Linked DNA regions of Mus musculus: all the other regions are linked to region 1. Evidence: chromatin loops called from intact Hi-C (ENCODE). Cell type or tissue: gastrocnemius. All regions are shown on one strand.

Region 1 (2,500 bases):
AAGTCAGGATTTCATTCATCCTGGTCGAAACCCTAGCAGCGATACCAACCAGCCCACTATTTCTGGACAGAAGCATAGAACCTTCTCTGGGTTTCCCCCTACCGCGACGCTATAAGTTTTGAGTAAAGCTCCGAGTCCCCCTACGGCAGCGTTTTGTGCGGATTCTGAGAAACCGAGAGCACTGTGCTCAGTAGTTGTTACAACCAAGAGACCACGTCATGTACTCTTCAGGTGAATCAGTTTGTCCAACTGGGGTTTTCCCGGTCCCTCCCTCGGCAAACACCAAATAACGCCGCTCCTCTCCCCACACAGACCGGCTCGGTTTTGGTGGTTTATACTTTACGTGCCAATCATGAGAATCCCTTTATCTTTCTGAGGTAGTGCCAACTCGTCCCGGACAGTGGGGACTGTATCGATCTTCGCATTCCACTCGCATTAGACCTCTGAAAGAACAATCTTGTTTTTTTGCCGGGCAACATAAGTGGGCGCCTTATCGCTCCAGTCTAACTACCTATGCCCAAGTCACGCGTGTGCGATGTGGCTGGTACGGTTCTGAGCACTGAGGGACTCGTCAAGAAACCCAGAACGACTATTCTCTGATCCCTCGTTGGGGAAACACGACTTAGCCTCTAGGTTGAGTTCAAAGTCAGAGAAAGACGCCGGACTCGACAGACGCCCCCGTTTCGCCGGCTCCGCCCTGCAAAAGTTTTACAGCAAGGAGGAGGAGCTCCCAGATGGGAGGGTCCGCGCACGCGCCGCACCGGGATTCCAGAAGCGTAACTGAGAAATGAGATGGAGAAGTACGAGCGGATCCGAGTGGTGGGAAGAGGTGCCTTCGGGTGAGCCAGGGCGCTGGGGAGGAAATGCTAAGGGAGAAATTAGGGCCCTAATTCTGACCAAGAAATCGTGGCCCTGTTGGCTCCGCCCCGAAGCCAGAGCACCACTATGGGATGCCCCGCCCAGGCATCCGGTCCTTAGGTTTAGGCGGGAGGCCCCGCCCACAGCCAAACCACGCCCTCCAGACCAGCCTGTGCCCTTGGAAGATAGTTTTTCCCTGTAGATTGGTTATTCTTTGCTTCAACTGATAATAAGCGTAAACTGCACAGGTCAGACTGCCCGGAGTTTACAGTTATGACCAAAACAGGCGAGGTACTTCCCCTTTACGAACATAGCCCATAGGTAGTTGATCCAAACAAACAAGATATTGTTAAAACAGTTAATGAAGTTTGAGCAGTTATCAACAGTAAGAGACCGTGCACCAGGTGGGGTGGTACACGCTTGTCATTTCAGTACTTGGGAGCAGATGTAGGAGCATTGCTGTGAATTCGAGGCCAACCTGGACTACATAGAGATTGTCTCCAAAAGAAAAGACAAGCAAGAGCTGAAGAGATGGTTAAGAGCACAGACTGCTCTCCAAAAGGTCCTGAGTTCAAATCTCAGCAACCACATGGTGGCTCACAACCATCTGTATAATGAGATCTGACGCCCTCTTCTGGTGTGTCTAAAAATAGCTACAATGTACTTAGATATAACAAATCTTTAAAAAAGAAAAGAAAAGCAGTTTTTTTTTTTTTTTTTTTTTTTTTTTTTTTTGGTTTTTCGAGACAGGGTTTCTCTGTATAGCCCTGGCTGTCCTGGAACTCACTCTGTAGACCAGGGTGGCCTCGAACTCAGAAATCCGCCTGCCTCTGCCTCCCGAGTGCTGGGATTAAAGGCGTGCGCCACCACGCCCGGCAGAAAAGCAGTTTTTATGGTATACTCTGGACAGGCCTGAACTACATAACTAGCTTAAAACCAGTCTAGGCAACTTAGTGCTACCCTTCTCAAATTTTAGAAAAAGAAAAGAGGGACTGAGGGTGAATATCAGTGGTAGAGCTCCTGCCTAGCGTACTTGGGTTTAATTTCTAAACCAAAAGGGAACTTAAGAAGTTCACCAAGGAAGGTAATATAGCCCACAGGAAGGTGATCCAACAAGCAAGACATTGTTAAAACAGTTAATGAAGTTTGAGCAGTTATCAACAGCAGGAACTTAAGGAGTCCAGATGAGGTGGAAGGTCAAGACTTGAAGAACTGAGCCTGGCTTGGTGGCACACACCTTTAATTCCAGCACTTGTGAGGCAGAGGCAGGCAAAAGTCTGAGTTTGAGGCCCGCCTGGTCTACAGAGCAAGTTCCAGGACAGCCAGGACTACACTGAGAAACTCTTGTTTTGACAAAACAACATCAGCAACATCAAAGCCAAACCAAAAGATCTGAAGAAATGAGGGCCAGGTAGAGTCCTTCTGGTAGATGAAGTAGCATTTGCAAAGACCCTCACATGGGAAAAATGTTATAGCAGTCAAGAAACTGAGAAAAAGACTCCTGTAGTTGGAATGTGGTGAGCAAGGTAAGGAATGTGGTTGTCATGGAGGGTGGGGACCAGATTATGATCTTGTAAACCAGAGAAAGAGGTTGAGTTGATTTAAAGTATAAAGGCGAGAGGGTTTTGTTCTTGTTTGTGCT
Region 2 (2,500 bases), 160 kb after region 1:
CGTGCTTTCTAAAGCAGCAGGAGGATGAAGCAGTGGGCTACACTATGGCTATGCCCTGGGTAAGGGCAAAAAGGCAGGGAAGCTAGGGAGCTCTGAGCCGGGTACCAGGCTCTCAGCAGGTTCCCCCTGTACTGCTGTGACCAAGCACAGAGGCCACGGTCCAATGACACTGTTCTCATTTCATTCTCAAGCTGTCTAAAAACAAACTGTTCTTCAGGAAGTTTATAACCCTGACTTTCTCTTCAACAATAAACTATTTAAGGAAAGCCAAGGAAAGGATTTAACCAAGGTCTCCCAATGTGTTCACTTCAGCTCTAGGCTGTCTTCTAATGAAAAAAAAAAAAGATTTATGTGGGCAGTGGTGGCACATGCCTTTAATCCCAGCACTTGGGAGGCAGAGGCAGGTGGATTTCTTGAGTTCGAGGCCAGCCTGGTCTACAAAGTGAGTTCCAGGACAGCGACAGCTATACAAAGAAACTCTGTCTCAGAAAACAAACAAACAAACAAACAAACAAAAAGATTTATTTATTTCATTTACTCAGGACCTCTGGAAGAATAGTCAGTGCTCTTGACTGCTGAGCTATCTCTCTAGCCCCCAGGCTATCTACTGAATTTACATGGAAAACGAATTAGTTTGGATTCCTTTTAGATCCATTTAACTAGCTGTATGAGGCATCCCACCTTATAACCTATTTCTGTAATGAGAAACACTGAGAAAACCATTATACCAGAGGGTAAATAGTTACTTAGTTAAGATTTCGCTACATGGGGCTGATGAGATGGCTCAGCGGGTAAGAGCTCTTCCAAAGGTCCTGAGTTCAAATCCCAGCAACAACATATTGGCTCACAACCACCCGTAATGAGATCCCTCTTCTAGTGCGTCTAAAACCAGCTACAGTGTACTTACATATAAGAATAAATAAAAATCTTTGGGCTGGAGCAAGCAGGGCCAGAGCAAGCAGAAGTCCTGAGTTCAATTCACAGCAACCACACTGTGGCTCACAACCATCTGTACCACTACAGTGTATATAGTGAGAATTCCGAAAGTTTGGTTTCTTAAAAACAAACAAACAAACACCCCAACAACAACCTAGAAATATTATAAAATTATGTTTCTGTTTTACTCCCAGGGTGGGGAAATGTGGTGGCTTTGGACTGTTCGAAGCAGCTGACTATGACTTGCCTCACGCTCTAACAGAGGTGTGGATTTGCCAGTTGCAGATAATTTCTGTAATTGTGTGACATTCTGAATTCTGGGAACTTTTCAGAGCCCCAGTAGGTGAGGTCAGGGGGTGGGGGTCATGTGGGGGTGGGGTGGGTGAGTGGTTTTGGTTTGTTAGTAGTTGTGCTCAAAGAAACAAAAGGAGATTAGCTTCAGTGATCTCTCTCTCCCTCTCATCTCCCTATCCTTTCTTTCCTATCTAGTAATAGAAGGTGAAACCAGGTGGACAAAGGGTGGGAAGAAGAACCCATAAAGTACCAAAGATCAGCTACAGAGGGGAGTAGTGTGATGGAGCTTAAAATACGGGCGCCACCTAGTGGCCATGTTTAGAACTGCTGATCTCCACCACCACATGCATGCACTGATTTCCAAAGAGAAAGAACAAGTTTATATGTGAGAATAGTGTATTAAGCCTTCTAGATCAACTGAATATGGGGACTGAATAATTTGAAAAATAGCAAATGCTTTTCTTCGTTTTCAGTTTTTGGGAAACGGTTTTCTCTGTGTAACCCTGGCTGTCTAGGAACTCACTCTGTAGACCAAGCTCCCCTCTAACCCAGAAACCCAGCTGCCTCTGCTGCTTGCCTCTGCTGCTTTCCAGTTCTGAGATTAAAGGCGTGCGCCACCACATCCAGTTTTGGAAATGTCTCTCTCTGTCTCTCTGTCTCTCTCTCTTTTCAAGACAGGGTTTCTCTGTGTAGCCCTGGCTGTCCTGGAATTCACTCTGTAGACCAGGCTGACCTCAAACTCAGAAATCCGCCTGCCTCTGCCTCTTGAGTGCTGGGATTAAAGGTGTATGCCACCATGCCCGGTAAAATGTCTCATTTTTAAAAGACATTTTTTTCTAAAACAGAAATTATGAGTTACCAAGAATCAATATTATAGGTATCACTCAAGAACAATCTTTGTTCTAGTGGCCAAATCATAGTCTGATTGAAATCATTCTTAAAAATACTTATTCCAGCACTTGCTTCACACACAACAAAACAATTCCTAATTTCAAGTTACTCTCAAGCAACTCAAGAAACAGAAACATTAAAAATCCAAACAAAGACAACACACCCACAAACAGCAGTCATAAAAGAAGAAAAAAAAATCAAATAGTGATTCATGCTCTAAATGGAACAGTTGGGTCTATTCTCTGTAGAGCAGGCTGGCCTTGAACTTGTAGAGATTCACCTGCCTCTGCCTCCCAAGTGCTAGGATTAAAGGTGTTCTCCGCCACCACCACCCAGCTGCAAATGTTCTTCAGTCTTTTTGGACATTGTTTAGAAGTAT
Region 3 (2,500 bases), 200 kb after region 1:
TTTGAGCCCCTCACCTCGCATTCTGAGCAGAGAGACATACCTCTCTTTGGGTGTGCGCTGTTATGCCCTTGTTATCACTTTCCAATATGGACAGATACTCTGCCTAATTGCGAATGAATGAACCCCACTAGGCATTAATTAACACTGGTGACATGCAGCTATGTCCTGCCGTTTCTTTCTTTCGTTTGTTCGTTCTGTTAAGACAGTCTTACTCCGCAGCCCTAGAACTTGTTATGTAGACTAGATAGGTCATGAACTCACAGAAATCCGACTGCTTCTGCCTCCGGTCCCATTTCTGGGATCGACGTGTGCTACTACGCCTGGAATCTCCTAAACTCATTTTTATGTTACTACACACATTATTCTCAGACCCGTAAACCTGGGAGGGACTTAGAGACTATTTGATTTAAATTCTTCATTTCCAGGTACAGAGTGGAGAGTGGTTTGCTTAGACGCATATTGAGTTTATAGCAAACCTAAAAAGGAAACATTTCTTGATTCACAGGTCAGACTTTGTCCCCTACACCGTGTTTACTGTCTCTGAGAAACTATTGCTCCTTCTTTTAGGACAGTCAGGACTGTAAGTCAAAGGGGATATAAATATCTGTGTGAAGTTTTAGTGCTTTGTGAAGTTTTAGTGCTCTCTCTCTCTTTGTCTCTCTGCCTCTCTCTCTCTCTCTCTCTCTCTCTCTCTCTCTCTCTCTCTCGGCCCTGTATTAGTGCCTAGAAAGAATAACGTTATGGGGAAGTGAAGAATGCATGCAAACTGGCTGCTCTTCCGTTGCTATGGCCAACAATAGACTAGCAGCTATAGGAAAGAACTGCGGTGTGACTCTCAGAGGAGAGAGCTGAGCTAGGCTCCTTGAAGGGAAGAAGCCAGGCTTTATGCCTCCTTCCTGCTACATAACCTCAGAAGCTGGAACCTCATATGCCCTCTTTTACTGGCTTCCTTCCTACTACCATAGCACAGCTGTGCTGCTATGTCAGCCTGGAGGTATTACTGGACAGAGAAGTAAGCCACTGGCACACGCCCCATGAGTGAGGCTTTGTGCTTTGGTCAACACATCCATTGCAGCTGAAAACAGGAGCGGGCAGTGGGATAGTGAGGAAAATGAGATTGGCTCTGTTGACAGAGGAACAAATCACTCCACACACTTTTCTCTTGGAGCCTGAGGAGGAGGTCAGCCTAGTTGGGACAGGACTTGGTGCCACCTTGGAGAGCTCCAGCTCAGGGTGTGAAAGGGGACTTCAAGAAAGAGAGCTGCTGGGATGGAAATGCTTCTGGAATCGACCTCTTGTGGTCCATCTAGGCATTGCACTATGAACGAATTGGAACGCCTTGACTTGGGATAGAGGCTAGGAGGAATTTCTGGTCCACATCTTTCCGCTGAAGACTGTAGAAGCAGAAGATGCTAGTGGATGCTAGTCTTCCTTTCAGGGATTTTTGTCTTACAGCTTCCGAGTGCCGTAATTTTCTGTTGTCTGACTCCTGGGAAGATACATTCATCTCAGAAGGCTTTAGGGGACATAGGGAAGGGGCAAATTTAAGTGCATCCTGGCCAGTCATGACTTTAAATTTTTTTCCTTTATTTGTATTTTATGGCTTTTTTGAGATATGGTTTCTCTATGTAGCCCTGGCTGTCCTCAAACTCAGAAACCTGTCTACCTCTGCCTCCCGAGTGCTGGAATTAAGGGTATGTGCCACCACCATGCAGTTTATTTTATTTTTTTTCAATTTTTTTAATTATTATTTTTTAATTATAACATAATTAAATCATTTCCCTTCCTTTTTCTCCTTTCAACTCCCCCCATATATCCTTTCCTGCTCCTTTTCAAGTTCATGACATCTTTTAAAATTGTTACATACATATGTGAATATTTATATGTATATACACATTTCTAAATACACAAGTACAACCTGCTGAGTCTTTTTTTTTTCGAGACAGGGTTTCTCTGTGTAGCCCTGGCTGTCCTGGAACTCACTTTGTAGACCAGGCTGGCCTTGAACTCAGAAATCTGCCTGCCTCTGCCTCTTGAGTGCTGGAATCAAAGGTGTGCGCCACCACGCCTGGCTCTGCTGAGTCTTTATAATGTTACTTGTATGTATGTTTCAGCAGTCACTTTAAAGAGCCCATGGGCAGGGCTCTTGCCTGTCTCAGGGGCCTCTGAGCTGCCCATCCTTCCTGCTTACAATCTCCATGTTTTCTGAGGTCAAGGCAAGCTAGGCCTTATGTACAAGGGTTCAGTCTATGATTCTGATTCCAATCTCTCAAGCTTCGCTTAACAGGAAAAAGTGGACGGAACAGTGCTTCCAACCTTGGGTTTTGTCAGCGATCTAGTGGTTCTAAGAGGGATTTGGGGCTGGGCCAGCATGTGGCCCTAGCCCTGGCAAAGAGGAGGAAATGAGGCATTGGGGTTACTGAGCTCACACATCCCTACAGCGTTAGCCGCTGGGACCTCTCATTTCACCTGCCATCTGTAACACTAACGTCTTTGGAGG

The links. Peaks named below come from ENCODE experiments on the same cell type or tissue, not always from the same donor. Only the 100,000 strongest peaks of a DNase experiment are listed, where the experiment ranks them.
Region 2: a loop joins it to region 1, with 8 times the contacts of the local background. A loop is called at or near these places in 10 of 42 quality-filtered maps.
Region 3: it touches region 1 in a loop (4-fold over the local background); 13 of 42 quality-filtered maps call a loop at or near these places.

Annotation. Positions count from the first base shown.
Region 1 is chr11:78,174,899-78,177,398 of GRCm38, reverse strand. It overlaps Nek8 (NIMA (never in mitosis gene a)-related expressed kinase 8), which reads left to right and starts at 733. Exons shown (of 15, transcript NM_080849.3): 1 at 733-839. The coding sequence starts at 793. It also overlaps a transcript of Tlcd1 not described here. In gastrocnemius, no CTCF peak of the experiment used is centred here; DNase peaks (open chromatin) are centred at 765 and 941; H3K4me3 peaks cover 1,462 bases; H3K27ac peaks cover 1,491 bases.
Region 2 is chr11:78,018,909-78,021,408 of GRCm38, reverse strand. All of the region lies in intron 7 of Phf12 (PHD finger protein 12), which reads right to left. Among named protein-coding and RNA genes, the nearest start is that of Gm51908, 11 kb to the right of the region's middle. In gastrocnemius, a CTCF peak has its summit at 1,531 (motif pointing left); a DNase peak (open chromatin) is centred at 1,540.
Region 3 is chr11:77,979,203-77,981,702 of GRCm38, reverse strand. No RefSeq gene overlaps it. Among named protein-coding and RNA genes, the nearest start is that of Phf12, 2.4 kb to the left of the region's middle. In gastrocnemius, a CTCF peak has its summit at 1,296; a DNase peak (open chromatin) is centred at 1,239; H3K4me3 peaks cover 572 bases; H3K27ac peaks cover 1,420 bases.